Regions from separate parts of the Mus musculus genome. Here region 2 is linked to region 1. The links are chromatin loops, found by intact Hi-C in ENCODE. Cell type or tissue: heart. All regions are shown on one strand. Each heading gives the region's core, and the rest is flanking DNA. Links, peaks and the distances in the headings are about the cores only.

Region 1 (5,386 bases), core at 115-5,114:
GTGGGAATGCCTGAAAAAACAGACACATATATACCATGTGATCTAGCTATAAATAAAAATAAAAATTGATATAGTGACATGGAGATAGATAGACACACACACACACACACACGCACACACACACACCATAATGCTGAGCCCTAAAGGGGATATCTCTATCACAAGCTTTTCTCCCAAGACTCAGAGATCATTGGAGAAGAAGAAGCAGAAACAGTGTAGGAGTCAGAGGCACTGAAAGAGTACAGAGTGCAGTATTTCCTGAATAGGACAAGACAGACGCATATATGGATTCACAGCAGTTGAGACAGCATAACAAGAACTTCACCATCTCAAGCTAGACAAAAATCTCATCACAGAGAGAAAATAGGCAGGTTGGCTCAGACCTGCTCTGCCACTGCCAGCTAGCTCACTTAGGGTGGAGTCTTCCGACCTAGATAAGGTCTATTGTTCTGCCACATCTGCAGCTTGCCTCCAAGATGCCACTACCTGCTGAGAGGCTGAATCTGTTCTAACACTATCCTGACAAAACATTGATCCTCACAAAGCAATGAGATCCTGACATGGTGGGGGATGGCTTCCCCCTCTATAAGCTCAGACTCTTAAGTAAACATTGGCCTTGATCAGAAAACTTTGTCTTGGCTCATTATTTCTCTCGCAGCCTTTCCCATCCAAAACCCCATCTTTACTGTCAGGAACCCAGTAACCAGTGGCCGCAGGCAGCTACAGGGAAGAGCCATTTTCTTTACTGGTGTGCCTCTGGTGGATCCACCACACTTCAGTGGAAAGCCACACAGTTAAGAGTGTATAAGCAGTACAAACTGTACTTGATGGTTTTGTTTTATTATTTTTTTTCTAGAGGACACAAAGTTAGGTGTTCGAAGAAGCAGGAATGAATCTAGGAGGGGTGATGGTAGGATAAATATGATCAGAATATACTGTAGAAATTTTTTGAAGCACTAACTAAAAAAGGCTCCAATAAAAAGTTTAAAGATGCTGCTCTGTGAATGTCTAAGACAACAGACATAAACATTCCTGCTAGGCAATATGGCCACAAGTCAGAGGAAGGGACAGATGTGACTCAACATTTCATGTTTTTCAAAATGTTTAAATAGTGAAGTCAAGTTTGAAGAACTTATTTCAAGCCTCATGAGCTTTATCATACTGTAGCATAAGATTAATATTTGTGAAGTGGTATAACATGTGGGCACATATGTGTTTGTGTGTTCACATATGTATGTTCATATTGGCCAGCATTTACTTGTCTATAAGTGGTGATAAGTGGTGATAACAAGTCACTTTACCATTAATTGTCACCATTCATTTTTAAAATTTTGAATTTTGATTAACTTATTTTGTGTGTTTGTATAGTGTATATAGTTGTTGACATGAATGTGTGTCCCTGCACATGTGTGTACATACATATGGAGGCCAAAAGTCAATGCCTTTCCTCAATCACTATATACTCTTTTTTTTTTTTTTTTTTTTTTTTTTGAGACAGAGTCTCCTGATGATGTTGAAGTTGTGGATTTGGCTAGATCATCTGGCCAATAAGCATCAAGGATTTGCTTGTCTTGATTCCTTACACAGCATTGGTTGTAATCACATGCTTCAGTACCTCCACTCTGTTTTGTTTTGTTTTTTGTTGTTGTTTTTAACATGGGGTCTGGATATCCATATTCAGTTTCTTAAACAGACACTTTACTGATGGAGCCATCTCCTTTGTCTACCATTCTTAATCAACACAGAAAAATAAGTGGTGAGTTTCTAGTCAAGAATACTAGCAAAATGGAAATTTATTTAAAATAATCTTCGAAGACAAAATTTGCCAGAGCTCATGCTTGTAATTTCGTTGCTTGCCTAAACTCATTTTCAGGTTAGGATGAGACCAGTGAGAGAGACCTTCTCTCCTCTAACCTAAGACTTGTAGTCCAGGCCAGAGGTATGATCTCTGTAACCCAGAGATCATGCTGACAGATGTGGCCTTAGTTCTCACCCATTATCATTTATAAGTACAACATTGTGTGCATGTAGGACACTGCCCTGGAAGATGGTATCCTAGCAAGAATAGCTTTCCCAACAATTGGGAGCCAGTGAAGCTTTATACACAAAAAGAGAAGCAAAAAGTCCCTGGGTAGCAAGTAGAAAGATGAATTTCTCCTTCTTTTGACCCTTCTTTCCTCCTCAAAGGGTTAAGTATATGGAGGAAGGAACTGCTCCACTCTGCCTCTTTGCTTGGTGGGAACTATTAAATTACTGCTGGATGTTTCTGATTATAACACACAGCAGTGCCTGTGGGACCCTGGGGCCACATGTGCGCCATCAGCCTGCCTGGGCCTGTTAGATAGCCCACATTTGCTTGTGGGTGCCTCTGTGGCACCAAAACAGAGTGGGTTTTTTATTTCAAGCACAAAGATGAGAGCTAGTGCTGGCAAGAGGGCAGGAAACGGGCAATAAAACCAGAGCTGAACGGCTTAGTGGAGCCAGGACGCTGGGGTCTGCTTAATTGCTCTGAAATGAAAAAGTTTCGGGGGTTTTCATGAAATCCCATAGGCGCCCTTGCCAAGCCTCAAATATTAGATAGAATTACATAGCTTCTAATCCCTCCCTTCTCCCCAAGCCATGTGTCTTATTTTTTCTGGATGTTTGTACCCAGCTTCAGGCCTGGTAGGAGAAAGGTTAAGAGAATGAGGGCCAGGCACCCAGAGGGTGTATCCTGACTACTTTCCTGCCAAGAGTCTAGTAATATCCACAGTGTGGCGCTGTTACGAGACTCTCTACAATAATGATCAGTGATACTCACTGTGTCAGGAGCTCTGGAAACATTTACAAAGAAAGTGTTTAGCCAGAGATCTAGGGTAACTACACAGCTCAGCCATTGCTGCACTACTGGGTGGTTGCTCCATGTCTTTCATCAGAATCTCAAAGGACTCTAAATATAATAGGGGGGATGGGTGGAGAGATGGCCCAGGAGTTAAGAGTACTTAATGCTCTTGCAGCAGAGGACTCAGGTTCAGTTTCCAGCTTCCACACAGTACTAACAGCAACCTATGATTCTTGTTTCAGAGGATCCAATGCCATCAGTAGTCACCAAGCATAGCTGGTACACATGTATATTTGAAAGCAAAAACAATCATACATATAAAAAAATAAAGGAATGTATATCAAAAAATGTACATAACAAAAAAATGTTCAGAAGCAACGGCAGAAAAAGCAGGAGTGTAATGCAGCTAGAGGTTTTCTGTGGGAGAGGAGTACTTTAGGGAATGATGAAAGGGCTGCTGGGATTGCATACAGGATGGCTAAGTATGGGGAGCATTCCTTATCTGACCTCACTCAGTGGGGAGCAGCTGAGTAATTGAGAAAAGGAAACCTGGCTAAAATGCATAAAAAATTTAACCAAATGAGTCATGAGTCACAGAGGTCTGGTCTACAGGGCTGTTAGCAGACCAGTAGAGGAGACATGAGAAGGCAGGAGCAGTGCAGCAGCCACACTTGTTACACAATGTGATACTTTAGAGATCTCTGGTATTCTGATTATTCTGTATTACTGATCTCAGGTTTCTGGCAGGTAGAGTGAATCTGCTCACCTCCTGGTGAGCTGGCTTCCTCCTGTTGATTGGGCTCTGTTTGACTGTATTATGCAGCCAAAGTATTGAAACCTTAGAAGGCTTAACTGTGGAGGCCAGCCCAGAAAGTGCTTGCCTCTGAGTGATGGAGAGTCTTCCATTTTCCAAATTATTCTTAGAAGACAAGCTTTCAACTTACTCAGGCTCCAAATAATACAATCAGTACCCATGATAGGAAGATGGTGAGGACACAGATGGTACAGTGTGAAGAGAGCTGAGGAAACCATCAAGATGAGTATGGAAGCAAAGTCTATGTGCATGTAAGCTGTTCCACACTCATCACTAAGAACCAGAGGTCCTTGTCTTTCTAGTTTCCTGAGCCTCTGGCTTAATGACTACTTAATTTGGAGGCTCCCTTTACTCCCATGCATACATGAATACTGGCAATGGCTTCCAGGACAGAATATTTGCTACTGTTCTTAGAAAGAGACTCTGTGACATGGGTCTAGGATACTCTGATATCTCATGCCATGGCTCTGATGATGGTCATCTCATCCCCTACTTCTCTCTACTTCTCTGAACTCTCACTGCTCTGTCCTTTGCATATTTATAATTAAGTAGTATTGCTTTTTCTAGACTACTTTGTGGTCTCCTTATGGCTTGCTTGATGAAAGGTATCACTGTTGAGAGTGCATGTTATTGTAAGACACCAGGGAGCCTTAGCTTACCAGGGACCCCCTGAGTGAACCATGTGGAGCCAGGATTGATGCAAAAAGCAAGAGGAATGTATTGTTCCACTGTTCTGGGGTTGTCCCAGACCCGAAGGAGAGGTGGTGACCACCAGCACCAGTTTGGTGAGTTTTTATATGGTTTCCAGGGGCAGGACAGAGCATCAGCAACTAGGTACAATATGATTGGCATAACAGTGAACCCTTTAAACTGATTGGTCTTTAGGGAATGAGGTGAGAAGGACTTCCCTTGTCTAAAGGTGAGCAACACTCAACCAGTGAATGTGTCCCCACCCATAGGTAGTTTGAGAAATGCTAATTAGCCTCTCCCTTCCAGAGGGGCGAGTGTTTCACGACCTTCCCAAAGTTCCTGAGCTGACCTTTTCATTGTGAGAGAGAATGAATGGGCTTTGTGTCTAGAGGATGATAATAGTGCGCCCAATCCATAAGAAGTCCCTCTGTGAGGGATGTAAGAAAGGTGCAATCTTGTGGCATATCATCTTCATGGTTGCCTCTGGTGGTGGATCCTTGGATTTCCAGCATGATGCTTACAAATGAGAGTAGTAGTTAACTTCAAGGGCTAGGAGAAATGCACATAAGATGCCATGCACACAAAGAAGAAGGCAAAACACAGATAGGAAGTTGTATGTGTGTGTGTGTGGGGGTGGGGGGCAACTTTTCAGGTCCTGAGTGAGATGAGACATTCCTGACATCTTTAGAACCTGTTTTCTACTTTTCAAGCACTAAGACTGTCCTTGTGGCCACCCACACAACATTCCACATAGCTCATTACTGGAGCATCAATCAGAGAGCTAAAAGGAGCCACAGCTTTATGCACATCCATGTAGTAATTCAGAAGTCAACCTTCTTGCTCTATAGTTAGATGGTTACAAGGAGCAGATAAATACAGAGACAACATTCAGGGACACTGCAGGCCCTTCTACCATAGCTTGTCTATTTAAACCTCCCAGACATATTCCTAAATGCTACTGACTGTCAATTTTTTACATGTGGAAACTGCAACCTGACGACACAGTTAACACTGACTGATACAAGTTTCTAAGTAGATAAACATTTTAAAATGTCAAAGCT
Region 2 (5,386 bases), core at 307-5,306, 53 kb after region 1:
ATACTACTTGCCAAAGTTAGATCAAGATCCGATGAATAATTTAAATAGACTTATATCCCCTTCAGAAATAGGAGCAGTCATTAAAATTCTCCCCCCTGCCAAAATAAAATAAAATAAAATAAAATAAAATAAAATAAAATAAAAAGCCCAGGGCCAGATGGTTTTAGTGTAGAATTTGACCAGGCTTTCAAAAAAAGAAAAGGTAATGGTTTACTCCTCAAATAATTCCACAAACTAGAAACAGAAGGAACATTGGCATATTAATATTATCAGGTCATAGACACCCTGATACCCAAACCACACAAAGATTCAAAAAGAGAATTACAGACCATTTCCTTCATGAATGTTGATGTAAAAATATTCAATAAAGTACTTGCAAACTGAATCCAAGAACATATCAAAAGCATCATCCACTGTGATCAAGTAGCTTCATCCTTGGGATACAAGGATACATTAACAAATGAAAATTTACCAAGATCCAACTCCTCTTCATGAAAAAGGCCTTGGAGAGAATAATAATATAAGGAACAGACCTAAACATAATAAACATAATTTATAGCAAGCCTGCAGTCAGATCAAATTAAAAGGAGAGAAACTCAAAGCAATTTTACTCAAATCAGAAATAAGAGAAGGCCACCCATCCTCTCTGCATCTATTCAGTATAGTGCTTTTACTTCTAAGTAGAGCAATAATACAGCTAAGGGAAATCAAGGGGATACCAATTTGAAATCCAGATGTCAAAATATTGCTATTTGCAGATGATATGATAGTACACATAAGCTTCCCTAAAAATTCTACCAGGGAACATCTAGACCTGATGAACAACTTCAGTGAGGTAAAATGGCTAGACACAAAATTACCTCAAAAATATCAGTAGCTCTCCTATATACAAATGTCAAGTGGACTAAGAAAGAAATTAGGAAAAGAACAACTTTCACAATACCCATATAATATATCTTAGGGTAACTCTAAGCAAGAAAGTGAAAGATCTGTATGATAAAACTTCACAACTTTGAAGAATGAAATTGAAGAAGATATGAGAAGAGGAAAAGATTTCCCGTGCTCATAGACTAACATCATAAAAATGGCCATCTTACGAAAAGCAGCCTCCAGATTAAAAACAATCCCCATCAAAATTCCAACACATTCTTTACAGATTTTGAAAGAACAATACAAAACTACATATGGAAAGTGAAAAACTCTAGGACATCTAAAACAATTCTATACAATAAAAAACTTCTGGATGTATCAACATCCCTGATTTCAAGTTGTATTACAGAGCTGTGGTAATAAAAATTGCATGGAATTGGTATAGAAACAGACAAGTTGGTCACTTGAATCAAATTGAAGACCTATACATATCTAAACACCTATGGACACTTGATTTTTGATAAAGAAGCCAGGAATATACAATGGAAAAAGAAAAACATATCCAACAAATGATGGTGGTCTAACTGCATGTCTGTATGCAGAATACTGTAAAGAGACCCATATTTATCACCCTGCACAAAACTCAACTGCAGGTAGTTCAAAGATCTTAACATAAAACCAGATATACTGAACCTGATAGAAGAGAGAGAATGCGGATTAGCCTTGGAAGCACTGGCACAGGAGAGAAATCCTTGAACAGAACAGCAATAGTGTGGGCACTAAGAACAACAATAATAAAAAAAAAACTTTAAAATCTTCTTTAAGACAAAGAATACCATCAATAGGACAATGTGGCAACCCACAGAATAGGAGAAGCTTTTTACCAACTCCACATCTGACAGAGGGCTAATTTCCAATATAGACATCAACACACCAAATAATCCAATAAAAAATGTGGGGTACATGTCTACACAGAGAATTCTCAACAGAGGAATCTAAAATGATTTGGAAATCCTTAAAGAAATGTCCAACATCTTTAGCTATCAGGCAAAGGTAAATCAAAATGACTTTGAGATTCCATCTTACATCTGTCAAGATAAAAAGCACTAGTGGCACATTTGTGCTAGAGAGGATTTGGAGCAAGAGTAACACTCTTCCATTGCTGGTGGGAGCACAAACGTGTACAACCATTTTGGAAATCAAGATGGTGGTTCTCAGAAAATTAGAAATCAATCTACTTTAAACCCCAGCTATGATACTCCTGGGTATATACGCAGAGGATGTTCCACCATACCACAAGATCACTTGCCCAACTGTGTTCATAGCAGCCCATTTTCATAATATCTAGAAACTGGGAACAACCCAGATGTTCCTGAATGTGTAAAGAAAATGTGGTACATTATCACAATAGAGTATACTTGGCTATTAAAAATAAGGTCATCATGAAATTTGCAGGCAAATGGCTGGAACGAGAAAAAAATCATCCTGCGCGAGGTAACCCAGATCCAGAAAGGTAAACATGGTATATATTCACTTATAAGTGGATGTTAGCTGTAAAGTAAAAGATAATTATGTTAAAATCCACAAAGCCAGGGAATCTAAGTAACAAGGAGTGGTTAAGAGTGAATTCGAAGATCTCCCTGTGAGTGGGAAATAGAATAGATTTTTCAAGTGGGCTCTGGGTAGGTAGAATCAGGTGGGGGGTGGAGGAGGGAAGAGGAAGAAAATGATTGTAAAAAGCTGAAATTGAGAGGCATTTTGGAGGTGAGGTAGAGACCTCTGCAATGTCTTTGGAATTTACAAGAGTAACCCTAAGGATGACTCCAAGTAATTGGGGACATGAAGCCTGAATTGGTCATCTTCTGTAACCAAGCAAGACCTCAAGTGGAGGGATTGGGACCGTGACCCAGCCACAAAACCTTTGACCTACAATTTGTCTTGCCTGTAGAATGTTCTGTGGTCAAGGCCTAGCATAATTGTCATCAGAGAGACTTCATCCAGTAACTGATGAGGGCAGATGTAGAGTCCCATAGCTAAACATTAGGTGGAGCTCAGGGAGTCCTGAGAAGAAGGGAGAAGAAGAATGGAAGAAAACAGAGGGGGCAGGGACACTACAAGACCAAGGCCCACAGAACCAACTTACAAGGACTCATAAGAACTCACAGAGATCAGGGATCCTGTTGTGGTCTGACCTAGGCTCTCCGCATATATGTATGGATGTGTAGCTTGGTGTTCCTGTAAGACTCACAATAGTGGTAGTGGGGGCTGTCTCTGACTCTTTTGCCTGCTTATGTAACTCTACTTCTCCTATGTTGCCTAGTCTAACTTTGATGTGATGGTATGTTCCTGATCTTATTGTAGTCGTTTATGCTGTGTTTGGTTGATTTCCCTGGGAGGCTTGCTTTTTGTCTTAGGGGAATGAAGAGGGGTGGATCCAGGGGAGAAGAGATATTGAGGGGAGGGGAGAGAGGGGAAACTGCAGTTTGGAATATAATATATGGGAGAAGAATAAAAATAAGAAAAGAGCACTGCAATTTGCTGGGAAAGTTAGAAAGCAATATTTATATTCAGGAGAGAACATATGGTAGAAAAGACATAATAAGATTGATTTTCAATACCTTATAAGCTGAAGGTCAGCAGGAAAAGATGAAGAATATAAGAATTGCAACCGTATTCAATTAATGTTGAAGAATAATCACAACACAGAATTAATCTTCAAAAACCAGAAAAGTTATTTTGGCTTTTTTGGTTTTGATTTTTTGTTTATTTGTTTTCATCTTTTAAGATCCTGATGTTTTGCTCAGGGTTGATCAAAATATTAGGTATAAAGAAAGAGTGCTGTGACAAAAATATGTACGCATCATAACTTGAAAGAGGATTTTTGCTCATGCTTTAATATTTTAATCATGGTCACTTGAATTCTTAGAGCTAAAGTGAGACCAAAGAAGCGGAACATGTTGAACATCATGAAGAAACATAGAACTGGAGCTAGAGGGTGGAGAGAATGAGCTTGTTGTGATTGTCTAGCTAAAACCATGTGGGACCATGCTGAGGTTCCAGACTATGCTGCCTCTGAGGGCTATGTCTGGGTCTGTAGCTATCCAGCCAGTGGCAGGGGTCAGTGTTGATGTCCATGGCTCATATTACCACTAGAGGACATTGGGATGTCCCTGTTAGGGTAGTCACTGGGGACCACATGGATGTCCAGGGTCTGTGCAGAAAGGGCCTTACCCTCACTGGCTGCGATGATCTGGAGAGCTGGTCCCACTTCTTACCAGGGCAGTACTTGGGAGAGCAGGCCCTCCACCTTGTCCAGGTAGCACAGTGCAGCTGGCTCTGGTGGTAGGGATGTGGGTAAGCTGGCTCTGAGGGTAAGAGTGCAAGAGAGCTGGTTCCACCACTCATCTCCCATGACATGGCATGAGCATGGGGGTAATGCCCTCTCCCTCCTTGCCACTCACCACCTGCTCCCCAACTCCCAACTGCTGTTGGGAGAGCAGGGCCCTCCAAGGTCATGAAAGCTGGTGAGCTGGCTCTGTCCCTAGCTGGCCTCAGCTCACAGGAGAGCAGGCCTTGCACCTCACCTGAGCAGCACAGAAAGGCTGGCCCTGGTCAAGATATTTGGCTAGCCAGCCCTGAGGGCAAGAGCCAGGGAGACCGGTTTCCTCACTTCTCTAATGTGAGGTAGTGTATTGGGTACAGGGTGATGCTCTCCCTCCCTTTCCCTTCACCTCCTGTTGCAGAGAACTGGCCCCAGGAGAGCAGGTGAGCTGGCCCTGCTCCTTTCCAGCTGCAGGACTCAGGAGAGCTTACCCTGTACCTCACCTGTCCCTAGTGGAGGGAGCATCAGTAATCTAGCCCTGCCTCCTATTGATGGCGGTATTAGGTGACCTACCTGGAGCTGTGCTGGAAAACTTGCACTGGTGGTGTAGACAAGGGAGAACAGGCACAGAGACTAGCTAGCTCAGCTACCACCCAGGCCCAAATCTAAGACTCCAAGTTGGCCCACTTTAAAATCTCTATCTGTGAATTGTTAGGATGCATTGAAAGGCCAGTCCTGATGATCCAAAGCTGTAGGCAGGATTACTGGGACACAGGGAAACAACAGGATAATTGGGAGGAATCCCAATAAGAATCCAATATTGATGGTGACATAGAAACCAGAGTTCTCAAACTAGATCAATGACTCATTGTAATGAATGTTTGCAAGTGAAGACTTGTGGACAGAGGGGTATACTATGGAACACACTGACATGCTACAGCTTCAACAATGAGGATGTTTTCTGTGCTCAGGATATTTTTGTTTGTTTATTTGTGTATGCGTGTGTGTGTGTGTGTGTGCGCACGCGCGCGCGCACACCTTTTAGTTTTTTGTGAGGGCAGGTTGCAAGAGCAAAGGGAAGATATGAGGGATATGAGTAGGACTTTGGTATATGATGTGAAACTCACAAAGAATCAATAAAAAGTGAAAATGAAAAACAACAAAAAGAAATTCATCTCATGACTTCAAAGAAGC

Evidence for each region. Hi-C counts contacts between places; a loop is a spot of excess contacts. Peaks named below come from ENCODE experiments on the same cell type or tissue, not always from the same donor. Only the 100,000 strongest peaks of a DNase experiment are listed, where the experiment ranks them.
Region 2: a loop joins it to region 1, with 1.9 times the contacts of the local background. A loop is called at or near these places in 2 of 42 quality-filtered maps.

What each region holds. Positions count from the first base shown.
Region 1 is chr16:15,292,472-15,297,857 of GRCm38, reverse strand. No RefSeq gene overlaps it. Among named protein-coding and RNA genes, the nearest start is that of Gm41423, 180 kb to the right of the region's middle. RefSeq lists an enhancer at 1,812-3,388. In heart, for the core only: a CTCF peak has its summit at 2,736; no DNase peak of the experiment used is centred there; H3K27ac peaks cover 358 bases.
Region 2 is chr16:15,240,160-15,245,545 of GRCm38, reverse strand. No RefSeq gene overlaps it. Among named protein-coding and RNA genes, the nearest start is that of Gm41423, 130 kb to the right of the region's middle. In heart, for the core only: no CTCF peak of the experiment used is centred there; no DNase peak of the experiment used is centred there.